2 separate regions of the Homo sapiens genome follow, and region 2 is linked to region 1. Evidence: read pairs that join two places in POLR2A ChIA-PET (ENCODE). Cell type or tissue: A673. All regions are shown on one strand.

Evidence for each region. Peaks named below come from ENCODE experiments on the same cell type or tissue, not always from the same donor. Only the 100,000 strongest peaks of a DNase experiment are listed, where the experiment ranks them.
Region 2: POLR2A ChIA-PET joins it to region 1 with 6 read pairs; 2 of 35 experiments call an interaction of 5 or more read pairs at or near these places.

The regions. Positions count from the first base shown.
Region 1 is chr11:32,436,710-32,444,709 of GRCh38, forward strand. All of the region lies in intron 1 of WT1-AS (WT1 antisense RNA), which reads left to right. Among named protein-coding and RNA genes, the nearest start is that of WT1, 5.2 kb to the left of the region's middle. RefSeq lists a promoter at 1-265, enhancers at 567-714, 1,304-2,161, 2,162-3,017 and a silencer at 4,294-4,588. In A673, no CTCF peak of the experiment used is centred here; DNase peaks (open chromatin) are centred at 144, 1,352, 2,634, 3,072 and 1 weaker place; H3K4me3 peaks cover 2,234 bases; H3K27me3 peaks cover 8,000 bases.
Region 2 is chr11:32,635,940-32,643,939 of GRCh38, forward strand. CCDC73 (coiled-coil domain containing 73) reads right to left here. Exons shown (of 18, transcript NM_001008391.4): 13 at 6,033-6,143. Among named protein-coding and RNA genes, the nearest start is that of EIF3M, 56 kb to the left of the region's middle. In A673, no CTCF peak of the experiment used is centred here; no DNase peak of the experiment used is centred here; H3K27me3 peaks cover 2,151 bases.

The sequences.
Region 1 (8,000 bases):
AGGTGTTTGGGGCGGGTAGGGGGTGTTTTGGTTTGGTTTTTGGATCTTCTAAAGGAGTCAGTATCTATTGGGAAACAACCCCTAGGCAAGGAGAAGAACCGGGGGCCGGAGCGGAGCGTGTTTCAGAGGTGCGTATAAAATCCCAGGGGCGCCAGGAGGCAGCAGCGACGGCGCAGCGTGGGACGGCCAGGCGCGACGGGAGGGAAGCAACCGGTTGCAGTCCGGCCTCCTGTACCTGGCTGGCCCGGGCTGGGGCTGCAAGCTTTCCAGCCAAACTTATGTGAAGCAAAGTAGTTGCAGTTTGACAAAGAATGGCGTTTCAATAAATGACATAGTAATTTTTTACGCTTTGGTTTTTAGCTTGCATTGCATAAACGTTGTCGCCATTAAATTCTGGCTGCGGACCCGAAGTGTGTGCGGGCCCAGGACTTACTCGAAGGGCGCACTTCTTGGGAATGCGCATCCCGTAGGCGCAGGAGACCCTGAGGGTAAAGATGCGGCACTTGAGCCCTCCGCTTGCCTCCCAGGCCACCTTTGCTGCTTGACTTTGCGTCGTCTCCACTCAGAAGCTTTTAAAATTATTATTAAGAAAAGAAAGATTCTACAAGACACTGCCCCCACGCTCTCTGCTCAGTCCTCTCCCACACGATCTATCCCTAAACCTTTCGCGGGGCTCGCGCGTTTGGTTTTTTGAGTGGAGAAAGGACTCTCGAGACAAAATTCACTGCCAGTTGCCCTAAGAACCCCCCAGATCCCTGTATCTCCCTTCCTTCTCCCCGCCTATTATTTCTACTTGGAAGTCGTTTTTCTTAACTAGGACTCAACTGTGAGGGGCGAGGAGCCCTTTATGAAAAGCCGGGGACTTTCATTTCCAAACGAAAAGATTGAGATTGTTTCTTCTTTTACCATCCTTGGCACTTTTAGCGGGGGGAGAGGAGGTTATCTGAAGGGAGGCTGGCTTGAATGTGAGTCGTTGTGTTTGTGAAACCCAGGTAAGGCAAAGACACGTAAATCTCTGCCAACATTTTTCAAAAATAAGTTTTTGCCCCGGGGTGAGGGATGTAGGGGTGGATAGGAGGAAAGGAGAGCCAAGCAAATGTAGAACTCCTCTCTCCTCTGCCATTTATTTTCTCAGAATCCTTGTGGGGGCGGGGAGGGGAAGAGCACCGGTGCGAACCCCGGGGTGCCCCCTCGCCCGACTTGGACTTCTCCGACTAAAGAGGTGGGAGGAGTTCCCTGCAGCCTGCGGGGCCAAGAAGAAAGTGCTAAGCTGAGGAGCCGCAGTCGGAGGACCCCAGGGACCCGACAGGAAGTCTCCGTACGACCCCAACGGATCCACATGCCCGGAAGCCCAGGCGACACTAAGCCAGCGCTGGGGAACTGACGTACTCCTGCAGTCGCAGGGCGCTCCATGCCTCTCTGTCCTCTTCTTTGTTGTGGGTAACGTTCTCTGCGGGAGACCTGAGGTTTTCCAAGGGGGACATGCCAGCTACACTGGCCTTGGCGCCCTGAGCTAAGCACCAGGACTCACAGCCTAGCACGAAGGCAGGTAGCACCTTCACCCGCCGCGGACGATAGGCGCTCTCCTGTACCTCCTTTAGCTCGCGAGGCCCGCCCTTCGCGAGGTCCCAGAGAAAAGCAGGCTGTGGAAAACTGGGCGCCCCCTTCTTTCACCCACCTTCTTACCCCTGTCAGCGCCGAGATCTGTAGCAGAGGTTCCTGGTCTGAACCACCGATTGGCAAAGAAAGCTGCAGATTAAACTTCTCGTTTTACAGAGAAGGAAACTGAGGCCCAGACAGCCGAAGGAGAGGCAGTCTATGGAGCGCAGCGGTAAAGAGCAAGGGGTTGGTGGCCCCAGAATGGAACCTCAGCTCTGCCAGGTAACCAACAGCTGTGTGACCCTAGACGAGTTCCGCAGTCTCTCTGAGCCTCAGTTTCCTTACTGGTCAAACGGGATAATGGGATACTAGCGCCCACCTCATAGAGTTGTTCTGAGGATTAGATAGGAGAGCAGTGTGGGCCTTTGACTCAATCAACTTTACAGTTTTTGTTACTACTACTGTTTAAGGACAGGAAACAAGTTAGTGGCAACGCCGAGCTGAAACCCGGGTCTCTCAACGTCCAGTTGGAGGTTTTACCCACCACCCCTCTACCTCTTCAGAGCTAATGGGATGCAGAGGCGAGGACAGCCCCTGGAAAACCATGTGGCGTTGATACACTGGCAAAGCGCAGGCATCCCGGCCTCGAAGGTGCATAATTATTGCAATATGAAAAAATCGAGGCTGGGTAGGAGCAGGGCAGTGAGGATTTCTCAACCCTTACTTTCACCCCGGCGCTGTCCACTGCATCTGACAGAGCGCGGAGCTGGGCTGCTACAGCCGCAACCCCAGGGACCAGTGCGCACGCCTGGGCCGCCCTCCGGGAGTCACCCAGCGGCCGCGGACAACTGAATAAACACCCCAAAGCGCTGCGGTCGGTCAAGGGCGGGGACAGCCACACTGCGCGCGGGGCCCGCAGGCCGTAATAAAGAGTGGCTCGACCTCGCTGCTGCCTGTCGCGGGAGAGGAACAAGCTTTCGACTAGCGCCTCTCCCCGGGGCCCGCGCCCCGAGCCCCACGCGCAAGACAGCCCAACAGCTGTTCCTCCCCTCCCCGCCGACTCCAACTCTTCGGAATCTGCCCACTCGGGGCTGCAGGGCAAGTGTTTAGGATGGTTCCCAGCCCCGCGCTGGCGGTGAAAATTTCAACGTCATTCCTTCAATTAAAAAAAGGGGGGGGCAAGGGAGGGGCTTTGTGATAACTACTCCCAGCTTCTTCTGATCATTTCAAAATTAAGTCGATTTTTTTTAACCAGTCCCCACTTACTGTCCTAACTCTCCTCGCTGACCCTATCTGGGAGCCCGGAACCGTTAGGTACTGCCGAATGCGGTGCAAAATTTCCCCCTCTCCCCCAGTTCGCAGTGCCTGGAGCCGCTGGGGTTACTCGTCTGTTCTGATGCCACCGCGAGATGGTCCCCGAGCTCCCCGAGAGTCCTCAGTGAAAGGATTCCGCGGCACTGCCTCTATTATTATACCGTAAATCTTTTTAAATTCTGGAACTAATTATATAGAGGATATGTCTCAATTTGTTCTGCATTAATGCCACAGTGGGGATGGAGGCCAGGCCGTGGCCAGAGCAGATACGTAGGCCCATGAAATTGATGAACTGAGAGTTGCTTCCAGTCCTGAGCGCACCATCTGGAATTCCAGTCTGAGGTTACAATTAGAACTCCTGACCCCAGATTCAACTTTGCAAACAACAGGGGAAAAAAATGGGGAAAAGAAAAACCACGAGAGAGGGAAAAAAAATTATTCTGCACCTGTAAAAAAAAAAAAAAAAAAAAAAAAAAAAAAAAAGTCACACAATCTTAAAATCTTTCCGTCTTAGACAATTCTTTCCAAGTATTTCTTTTGTGTTTTTTAACCTATAAAAGATAATGGAATGTTTTATAGACTGGATTTTATCTCATCCCCTTTCCCTCTCCCAACTGCCCTCAGTTTAATAGTTGTCAGTTTTACCTCAGTGTTGAATTTAATTATATAGGAACAAAATATTCCTCAGTAAATTTGCTTGCTAAATATTCTGTCACATTTACTTCCCCTTTGAGAAATGGCTTAATTATAGAAATCTACCTGCATCTAGGAATTTTTTTTCCCTTTTCTTTTTTGACCGCCATTCCAGCTTAATCGTAAGCAGAGATTTTATTTGTGCAGTAATTTTATTTGTGTTCTAAATTCGTTTAGCCAATTTCTTCCTTCTTTCTTTAGTAACACCCTGCTTTATTTTCCTCTCACTTTGACCCCCTGAAGAAAACGAAGGACCAAGCAGTACTGGAGAATCTGTTAAATTTATTAGCATAAATGCTTAGACAAAACGAGATATAAATCATTCAGATGTATTAAGCCATAAAGTATCCCAATGAAGTCAGTCCCTTGCCAGGGTCCTGGTGTATAAATGTTCATATAAAACAAGGTATCAGTATTATCTTTCAAACTGAATATATGTTGTAAAAATATCCAAGGTTGAGTTAGGAATATGGGGGGAGGGTGCAGCAGGGCAGGAAGGGGATATTCTTTAGACCAGTTTGTTAACATAGTGGTGGCTCAGAAAGTATGGTGGAAAGGAAAAATTTCAACCGTTTACATTTGGAGTCTTCTTAGATAATATGTTTTTAAATAACGGTATGCAGGATATATTTGAGAGCAAAGGAATAAGAGAAAAAAAAGATGACTAGAGGGAGAAAGGCATTGATTTCTGTAGAATGCATTTGTCCCCCAAAGATCAGTTTAGCTTCACAAAAATCCACCCAGAGGAGGCACTGGCTCTTCACACAGATAACGGATTATCCAGTAGAGAAGAGCTACCTGGGCCTTCGTCTGGCAACTGGGATATGCAGCCGCTGGTCAGCAGAGGGATGTGTATTCATTAGCGGTGGAAGACGAGGAAAGCGCCCGGGAGTGAGGAAGAGGAATGGACAGAATTCCTGGCAGAAGCTTACCAAGACAAAAATCAGACACAATGTTTAAGCAGCAATTGCTCGTGAAGTTCATAACCATGGCTCTCTGTAAATCTTGGCAAATTGGGACATTCTTTGCTTTTTGGAAATGATTGTTTTCAAGACTTTTTTTAAAAAATCAAGTTGTCCACCAGAAAAATGGAATAGCTCACCTTCCCCATCTTTTTTTTAAAGCAGGGATATCCTCATCCTTTCCGTGCCATTCATTCTTTCATTCATTCACTCACCGTGCAACAAAGATTGTTGGGCATTGTAGCAGCAAGTAGGAGCACAGGGTAATGACAGGCTCACCCCGCTCTCACAGTTTATATTCCAGTAGGTATGACAGATACATTACAAGGAAACAATGAGATATTTTCATATAGTAGTAATTGCTATAAAAGAACAAGGAGATCTGTAAGACTAGAGAATGACTAAAGGTGAGATGGGAATGAGGAGCAACAGATAGCCCTCACTTCCTTTTGCTTTCTGCCCACACTACCACATTTTAGTGTGTTTAGGAAGTATTCCACCTTACAGTCCAGATGCAGGAAGGGTTTGAAGGATTTGGAATGGTTGGTCTGGATAAATCTCTGCCTACAAAACTGGACTTTATGAAAGCGGCAGGGCAGCTGTTTATATAGCTGGCTTAAAATCATCACCACTAGCTGAGTGACTCTGAAAGCTATTTAACCCCTGAGAAATTCAGTTTTCTTCTCTTCAAGATAAAAAATAACAGCAAGTTATGAGGACTACATAAGGTAAGGCATGTAAATTTCTTAGCCTTTAGGAAGCACTCAATACATGTTGGCTATTATCTATATAGACATAAATTCTATGCTTTGCTTCCAATTAATTGATAAGTTATAGGCTTAGTATTGATATTGGTGTGAATTCAGAAAAGGTGGAAGTCTTTGTTCTTGTTGGATCAGGGTGAAGAGCAGGAAGAGAAACCTTTGCTGAATCTGACCTTAAACAAGGTTGTTGCCATCTAGAAGGAAATTTAAATGATTTTGCCCTACACCAGGACCCTAAAACAGGAAATATGTGGCTTTTGCCTCAAAATCAAGCTTAGGTTCCTTCTTTTAGTACAGAAGTCTATAGGTTAACAACCTGAAAATCTTAGAATTGCATTGAAAATCTTAGAATTGCATTGTTCCTTAGAGCCACATTTCAGGTTTGCAGCCTTGTCCAGGATAAAGAATTCTGGGGTAGGTATAAAAACACCTGAACTCAAATCCTATCTCTATCAGTTACTGTGATCTTAGGGAAATAGCTTCAGCTCTCAGTTTTTCAGTAGCTTTATGTGTAAAATGGAGATTATATAAAATGAAATAAAGCATCCATAGGTGATTTGAAAACTCTGAAGTGTCAGACAGTGCAGAAGACCATCATAACATTGTTACATGTGAACATGTGGAAAGGAATATGTCTATTCAGAACACTGGGGCACATTGCTTGCTCTCATGGTTCTTCATTTTTAAGTGAGTATAGTACCTTTCATGCAGGGCTATTGTGATAAGTAAGTGAGATCATATATATAAACTTTCAAAACAATGCATAGCATAGAATGTGTGCTATGTAAGCATCACTGCTACGGTTATTGTTACTGTTCTCTGGCCATCTTGTTGGGCCAAGTGTTGAACCTTATAATTTTCACATAGAGAGCTTCTTACTGTAGAAGTTTATAATAGTATAGAGAGCAAGGCTTTGGGATCAGATGACTGGGGTTTAAAGCCTCCTCGCTAGTTATTTTCTGTATGGCTTTGGGTGGCTTCCTTATTTTCTCTGAGCTTTAATTTTCATAACCTTAAAACAGGGCTAATGATACCATCACCTCACAGGGTTGTTTTGAGAACAAATTAAAACACCATATGTAAATTGCTTTCGTGGCACCTGGCATGTAGTAAGAAATCAATAACTGGTAGTTATTAAACCTACAATTCTTCTAATCAGACAATATTAGCTATGACTTAAAACAGGTGAGCCTGCAAGAGCTTGAATTACAGCATGATTCTGAACAAACACAGAAAGTAATTTCTATCTTCTTTTAAACTCACCTGTACTACACTGAAATCTCACTCTTTCACATATGAAAGACTTTGCAACCAAGGCACTGACAAGGATTTCCTTTTTGACTATGAACGCTTTAGGTTAAAATTCTGAATCTCATTTATTTTTAATGGGTTTCTTTGCAAAATACCCAGCGTATGTCAAGGACATTGGTAATCCCATGTTCTTCAAAATAAGCAGGAAATTGATTTCAGCCAATGGGGAGAAAAAGTAGTTTGATCCTCTTCCTGGAGTTACCACATAGCATTTATTAATAGCTCTGTAAACGGTCTGGAACACAGTATCAGCTTGCTGTTCAAAATATGACAAAAGTTTATGCAAAGTTGCTTAGGAAAAACAAGATCTAGTCATTAGAAATCTGACACTGGTCAATAGTACATTTATTCCAAGTCTCCATAAATCACAAACAAATGAAACTTCTATTGTGATCACTGTTCCAGATCTAAAAGACCCTCCCCCTTACTTTGGTAGAAATTAAATACATTTTAGAAAGCCCAATATTTTTTCCTCTACAAATAGAGGCTAATTACAAAATTTCCCAAGAAATAATAAATATTAAACTATAATCAACAGATGTGACACAAGATGAATAAGAAGCACATAACTTAGCTTTCATTCCTTATGTAGGGCGCATGTTTATCTTTAATTATCCCCAACCTGGGAATGGCATAAATGTTATCTGTTTTATTTATTATTTGTATCTAGAGTGACATCACATTTTGATTTTGCCCAGGACAGTCTCAGCTTAAGCTGTTGTCCCAGCTTAATTATTAATTACTCTCCTTTTACTCCAAAGTATTCTACTTTTGATGGTAAATAAGGACTTCACTTGCTTAAAATTTTATTTTATTAAAAAAATGATAGATTTAAGAAAGCCATTGGAACAAGGGTAAAAGATAGGCTAAATGGGGCTAATGAGAAGAAAAAAATTGAATTAATATTAGAATCAAAGGATGCAGATAGTTACTATAATTGAGCATAATGCAATTCTGAACTTCCTGACAGCCAAGTAAGAAAGGGGAAAATAGCACTAGTTACCTATCTTTCGTGATGCAATAAAGGGAAGAAACCTAGTTTTTCAGAAGAGATGAATTTTTTCTAGTACTAAACTCAAAGAGGAACTTACCATACTAGCCTTTCTATAAGAGTTATCAGGTAACGGTTAGCGACTTCAAAAATAATGTTTCAAAAGATGCAACGACATTTTCTGGTAGTTTATTTCAACCCAATGTCCACAGCATTAAAATTATGGTTCTGTAAACTGTAAGAGGAGAGAGGCAATAATATAGTCCCTTTTTGTAGTTTTCTGGAGGATCTGACCTGATCAAATCAACCTGATTTGTTAATTTTTAGAATGTGCCTAATGGGTTTTTTTTTATTTTTATTTTTTAT
Region 2 (8,000 bases), 200 kb after region 1:
CAATCACAAAGTCATTACTAATATTAAGAGCTACCATTTATTGAATTGGGCTGACTACTTAATAAGCATAACTGCATACTCAGCAAAACCCTATGAGGTATTATTATGCCCAATTTACAGGTAAGAAATACGAGGCTCACAGAAGTTAAGTAACTTGTCCCAGATCAAGTAGATACAAAATGGCAGTGAGGATTTAATTCCAAAGCTAAATCTGAGGACCGTGTCCTTAATGACAATATTAAACTACCTCTTGTCTCATAAAAAAATTTATTTAAATTCATAAAAAACAAAAAATTAAATTCATAAATAAGAATTTATGAATTTTATATTCTACAAACATTATACTTCCATTGTTTTCTTAAAGTTTAATTTTCTTGTTACAAATTGCACATACAGATTTGAATTCCACTAGATGAGTACTAAGCACTAAGTGGTACCACAGAAACTGACATGTCAGCCGTATATTTATATCCATAAATTAGACTTTCACTCCCTATAAAATTTCATAAACTTGATTTTGGGGAAAGGAGTACTCTCACAGAAGCCTCAAATATGAGCCAAGGTAAGTTCCACTGAGGCGAAAAATATCCTTTTGTCATGGAAAAGTATATTTGTGGTTTTATAAAAGTTTAAAAGTTTCTTATAAAAGTTTCTCTTGAACAATTTTAAAACTCCTACCACAAATTCCACTAGTGCTTGTAATATTCCTTATTATAAATACTATAATTACTATTCCTAATATTTTTATAATTAATATTCCTCTATAAAGCCCTATATAGAGGCCAGTAGGTGTAAACTCATGTTACTTTCTGTTCATTTCATCTATTTTTAATCATCTTTAAATCTATCTCTGCAAGGTATTTCTTTTCCAAGGCTAAACTCTCCATGTGTTCTTCATTCCTTCCTCTCCTATCTTCCTAAGTCCTAATTCTAGGAATTTTCTCTTTTCTTCTTCCTATTCTCAATCTCTCACACTACACCAGCATCTTCTCGTCAGCCTACAAATATGCTTTACACACATTCCTAATATTTTTCCTCCTTGACCCAGTTCCTCTGTCTGTTTCACTTTTTCTTTTTCTTTTTTTTTTTTTTTTTTTTGAGAAGGAGTCTCACTCTGTTGCCCAGGCTGGAGTGCAGTGGCGTGATCTTGGCTCACTGCAACCTCCGCCTCCTGGATTCAAGCGAGTCTTCTGCCTCAGCCTCCCGAACAGCTGGGCTTACAGGCTTGCACCACCACGCCCAGCTAATTTTTGTGTTTTTAGAGAGTTTCACTATGTTGGCCAGGCTGGTCTCGAACCCCTGACCTTGTGATCCGCCCACCTCGGCCTCCCAAAGTGCTGGGATTACAGGCATGAGTCACTGAGCCTGGCCCTGTCTTTCTCATTTCTTAAAGTCTATACTTGCTACTTTCAAATTCTAACCTCCCATCACTCCTTAATACCCTGACTTCTGCCCTCATTGTTCTACTGTTTTCTCAAATATCACCTGCAAATTAGCAAAAGGATTTTTTCCAAGTCTCACATCATTTAATAGCTCTGTAGCATTTGACCATGTTGACTACTCTGTTCTTGAAACAGCTTCCTTTCTTGACTTCCATGCTAGTACTCTCTCTTTATCCTCCTACCTGTCTTACCAGCTCCCTCTCCCCTCCTGCCCCCAAACACACACACACACATACACATACACACACCCCTCTCCTCTCTCTCTCTTACACACACACACACCCCACTCACAAAATATTGGCTTTTCCCAAGGTTCTTTCTTCTTTTTTCTTGCTTCCTGGGATAAGAAACCCAAGGTTCTTTCTTCTTAAGCACTCTTCCTTCAAGTGTTCCACTCTTTCCACATTATTTCACCTATAACTTCAAATTTCACCTTTATGCTAATAAATCTTAAATCTATATCTCCTCCCCAACCTCTCTCCTAGGAGTAGATTAACATCTCCAAATGGATAGTATGCACTTCAAGCTAGATGTCCTAAAAGCACCATAAATTCTACAGTTCTCAAATTAAACTCATTATTTTCATCCACAAAATCTGCTTCTCCTTTCACATTCCTTAAGCTAGTTAATGATATTATCATTCTATGAGTTATACCAACCTGAGACTATTTGATGTCTTTTCCCCTCCCAATATCCATTATATATAAAATGTCACTAACCATACCAAGTCTACTTCCAAAATTCATCCTGCATCTATCCCTCTTCATTGTGGTACTGTCCTAATTCACAGACTCATAGGTTCATGATTAGATTATTACAACATTCTTCTTATTGATTTCTTTCCATACAGCCATCCTCCATACTGTTGCAAGAATTATTTTTCTAAAACACAATCTGCCTGTGTCACTTATTTGTTTTAAACCCTTCAATGGCTTCCCATTACTTAAATTCTAATCTCCTAGTAAGGAAGTCTTCAAAAGCTGATCTCAACCTATATTCCAATGTCACATTTCACACATCCCATTTTTAAATCAGAGCAGACTATTCATGGTCCTTGAAAATGGACTTTCATGCCTCCATGATTGTTCTATTTCTTTTATTTTTTATTTTTATTTTTTGAGACAGAGTCTTGTTCTCTCGCCAGGCTGGAGCACAGTGGCGATCTTGGCTCACTGCAACCTCTGACTCCCAGGTTCAAGCAATTCTCCTGCCTCAGCCTCCCGAGTAGCTGGAATTACAGGCATGTGCCACCATGCCTGGCTAATTTTTGTATTGTTAGTAGAGACGGGGTTTCACCGTGTTGGCCAGGATGGTCTTGATCTCCTGACCTCGTGATCCGCCCACCTCAGCCTCCCAAAGTGCTGGTATTACAGGCATGAGCCACCGTGCCCAGCCGATTGTTCTATTGTTTTTTAAATGAAATGCCAACAGGATGGAATGGGAAGGGTGGAGATGGGAACCTTATGCTTAAACCTCATTTCATCAGCCAGGCACAGTGGCTCACGCCTGTAATCCTAGCACCTTGATAGGCCAAGGCAGGTGGGTTGCCTGAGCTCAGGAGTTCGAGACCAGCCTGGGCAACACAGTGAAACCCCATCTCTACTAAAGTACAAAAAGTTAGCCGGGCATGGTGGCCTGCGCCTGTAGTCCCAGCTACTCGGGAGGCTGAGGCAGGAGAATTGCTTGAACCCGGGAGGTGGAGGTTGCAGTGAGCCGAGATCGCACCACTGTACTCCAGCCTGGGCAACAGAGCGAGACTCCATCTTCCCCGACACCCCCCCCAAAAAATCCTATTCCATCTTTTGAAGCCAAATTCTAGGGTCATCTTTTCTCTAAAACTTTCTCCAGCCCAGCTAAAGAAAATGATTTATTTTGTGCTTTCATAGTACTTTGTTAATAATGCTAAAAAGTACCTTGCACTATTGTGATTAATTCCATAGTTATCTGTCCCTGCAGAGTGTAAGCTCTTTTGATAATCCTTGTATTTTAGGCATCTTTGAAAACCCAGTGCCTAGAATAGTGTCTAACACATAGTATATGCTCAATAAGTGTTGTGAATTGAATTCTTTTTTTTCCTTTTTTTTTTGAGATGGAGTCTCACTCTGTTGCCTAGGCTGGAGTGCAGTGGTGCGATCTCGGCTCACTGCAACCTCCACCTCCTGGGTTCAAGCAATTCTCTGCCTCAGCCTCCCAAGCAGCTGGGATTACAGGTGCCCACCACCACGCCCGGCTAATTTTTGTATTTTTAATAGAGACAGGGTTTCACCATCCTGGCCAGGTTTGTCTTGAACTCCTGACCTCAGGTGATCCACCTGCCTTGGCCTCCCAAAGTGCTGGGATTACAGGCATGAGCCACCACACCCGGCCAAATTGAATTCTTTTTGTGACCTCCCTTTCCCTAATTTCTGAACATTTTCACTTATTGTTTTTTTGTCTATATAACAACCATTGGTTATATATCTAGTCAAAATAAAAAGATATACATAACATTGTTATTTTTAATATTTCAATGAATTTTAAATATACTATCTAATAATATGCAAGTTTTATTAGCATAGTATTTTCTTTCACTGTTTATTTTTTTGAATGACCAAATATGAAACAGCAGTTTACATGATTCCAATTTATTTTTATCAGTATCTTTGTTTTTTTAACCTATCTTGATCCAATCTCAGTAGCCACACTACTATTGCCCTTCACTCAAGAATGGTGAAAAACTTACAGATAGAAATACAATTAAAAAGTAAATGTGATCTCCCACTGAAGAAAACTCTTATCGAACCAAGGCAGCTTTTTCTTACTTATCTATATTCTGTTGAGTACCAAATCATAATGGAAGCAAAATGATTGCAGAACTTAAAAATTCTAAGATAAAACCGACTTTATCCACATTTATAGATTGAGGCCTCACCAGTGAAACTGCTTATTTTTCTTAATAGTTTTCTTTTTTTTCTTGAGAGAGGAGCATGGTTGTAGTCTCAGAGAAAATGAATGTTTAATTTTCTTAGCTAAACTGATCTTTTTGGTTTTTTTTGCAAGTTTGGCATATTTAAGTTTATATTTCCTTTTCACTTAAACAGTTTTCCTTATCCTGATAGCACCATTTCCATGGGCTTTTAAACACTGGGGATGAAAAGAAGGTACATGGATAAAATGTAGATTAACTGATGCTAAAATGAACATTACTATGCTTGTTGCCTAATGATAAACTGTACTAGTATACCATTTAACGATTTTTTAGTATTCTGATAAAATTAAATACAAAACTTTTCTTAGATTTAAGTAAACCTTAGCAAAACCATCAGTGAAGACTTGATGTCTCCAAACTATAAATTAAGAAAACATGTTAGTTCCGGCTGGGCGATGTGGCTCACGCCTGTAATCCCAGCACTTTGGAAGGCTAAGGCAGGCGGATCGCAAGGTCAGAAGATCGAGACCATCCTGGCTAACACAGTGAAACCCTGTCTCTACTAAAAATACAAAAAATTAGCCGGGCGTGGTGGCGGGTGCCTGTAGTCCCAGCTACTCAGGAGGCGAGGCAGGAGAATGGTGTGAACCCAGGAGGCAGAGCTTGCAGTGAGCAGAGATCCGTCCACGGCACTCTAGCCTGGGGGACAGAGTGAGACTCTGTCCCCCACCAAAAAAAAAGAAAAGAAAAGAAAAGAAAACATGTTAGTTTCAAGTGAATCAAATCAAGAGTTACTTATGTAATAATTTGAATCAAACAAAATAATCTACAGAAAATATTATCAAGCTGGTATTTAGATATCCATTACTATAATATATTGCATAGTATAATTAGCACAATAGTCTAAAACATAATCATACCTTCCCAAAATATAGCTTCATAAACTCATAGTGACTTTCTACTCTGTCATTTATTTAAAAAGAATTTAAAATGCAATTAAAATTGATATTAGCATAGAATAATCAATCTTGGGGTCCACCAATGTTTAAAGTGAACCTTTATATTTCACAACTTGATTTCACCTCATCTTACACTATTATCTACCTTGCTGAATTAAAAATTATTATAAAATAAAAAAATATGATTTAAGGAAACAGCCATGTTTAGAATACAACAACCCTTATGATATGTTGTTAATATGATAAAATGGTAATACTACAGAAGTCAACTACTGCACACATGTTCTAAACATGGCTCTAATATATCTCAACAAAACTGCTGAGGAAAGCAAAATAGATCAGTTAATAATAGTACATATATAATTATTTTAATCATTTACTAAAATACTATGCAATGGTTTTATGAAAAAGTAAATTAATTTTTCTTTGTCACATGGGGGCTCAAATTATATATATATATGTGTGTGTATATATATATATATGCATGCATATATACACAAACATGTATTTGTGTGGTCTTCCATGCATAAAAGCATTACAGGGAATTTCATTAAATTTAGCTTTTAAAAAGCATTCACCTTTTTGGAAATATGAGACCAAGAAAAAAATGTGTCTGATTTTAGTCCTCTAATATTTTTGCAATATTTTCTTAGCATTTATAGTTATTTTAAATGTCTAAAACTATTTAAAATATTTTAATATTTTTCTATTTAATAAACTTACATGTCTTTTCCAAGTTCCTAGTGCTTTTTCATGCTCATTTTGAAGATTAAGAAACTTTTCTTCATTTTCTTTTACCTTCTCCCTTTGCAGCTCATTATCTCTTTCAAGGGTCTGCAATAAAATTAATTATCCAAAAAATAATCAATACCACATTAATGAATTCTGATGTGTTTTATGTTGCTTGGACCTTTGCTTCTAACATGCTGAAAGTGCCATACAGATCAGTGATAATGTGCTATCTCAACAATAATTTTCATAAATTAATGGAAAGGTGCTTATAGTTTAGCTAACAGAAAATAGGGGGAGGTTTTGATAAAGAAATGGCTATAAAAGAGTATAAAAACATTGCCATTATTCAGTTTCACTGCATAAGTTTTAATGTGCTGAAAAGGTAATATAAAGTACAGCACTGAAAAGTATGAAATGTAGCACGATCCAGCCTAACTCTACTAAAGAAATTTAACTACCATAGAACATTTTTTCCATTATCTGTTTATTTTAGAAATTAACTGGCTAGAAAACTCTTAAATACAATTTTAATTTTAATTTCAAATTAACACTTTTTAAGTATAACTTAAATATTTACCATATTAACTTAATTACTTCATTGAACTAACATAACAGAATCACTACCACACTCTCCCTCCCACAAAATAAACTTATAGAGTAAAAATACTACCATGTGTTTTCTAAGACTAGGTTTTTAAAGCTATTAAATCAGTGTCATCAATATTATTAGGTTTTTCCAATGTCTGCTGATAATCCAAGTAAATTTCTATAAAAAGATAAACAGTGATAGAACTCCTACCTACATGCCTAATACATTTGGAATCTTTAAGTTGTTTACAAAGCTATGCACATTCAGGTTAAAAATGTCAAGCCACACAAAAGGATTTTTTTTTTTAAAAAAAGTAAAGTTATTCTCTCAGTTTTCCACCCCAGAAGTAACCACTGTAGCAGTTTCTTGTATATCTTTCCAGAAATTGTCTATATAACCATAAAAGTACGTAAAATATATATATATTTTTAAATACAGATGAGACCATATCATACACTGTTCTGTCATCTGCTTTTCTTTAAAAAAAAAAGTTTTGCTTACTTTCCATATTACATATATAAATCCATCTCATTTGAATTCCATATTATTCATAGTACTCCATCTATTTAGAGAATTCTCAATTACATCTAGAATATCAGTATGCAAAGATAAATTATGTAAAATTATGGCAACATATCTAATACGAATTTTACAATTTTAACATGGAGATTCTCCTCTTGCTCATAAGAAGCTATGCATTTTAAGAGTACCCAGTGAATATCTATTTTGATTGCCTCTGTTTCAGGATAACATAGATATTTTTATAAAAGTAACAGGTCCTTAATTTATAGGTATATACAGTCATGTGTTGGTTATAGACAGGGATATGTTCTGATAATTCCATCATTAGGTGATTTTTGTCACTGTATGAACATCATAGAGTGTACTTACACAAACCTAGATGGTATAGCCTACTAATGGTATACGTAGACTATATAGTATAGCTTATTGCTCCTATGCTACAAACCTGTACAGCATCTTTCTGCACTGACTAGTGTAGGCAATTGTAACACAATAGTATTTTTATAACTAAGGATATCTAAACATAGAAAAGGTACAGTAAAAATGAAAAGGTACAGTAAAAAAATAAAAGATTAAAAATGGTACACATGTAACTATATAAGGTACTTACCATGAACGTTGCTCTGGGTGAGTCAGTGAGGGAGTGGTCAGTGAATGTGAAGGTCTAGGACATTATTACTCACCAATATAGGCTTTATAAATGCTGTATACTTAGGCTACACTAAATTTTTTTAATTTTTTCTTTCTTCAATAATAAATCAAGCTTAGTTGACTTTACAAACTTTTTTTTAACTTTTTGACTCTTTTGAAATAACACTTAGCTTAAAACACACAGATTGTACAGCTGT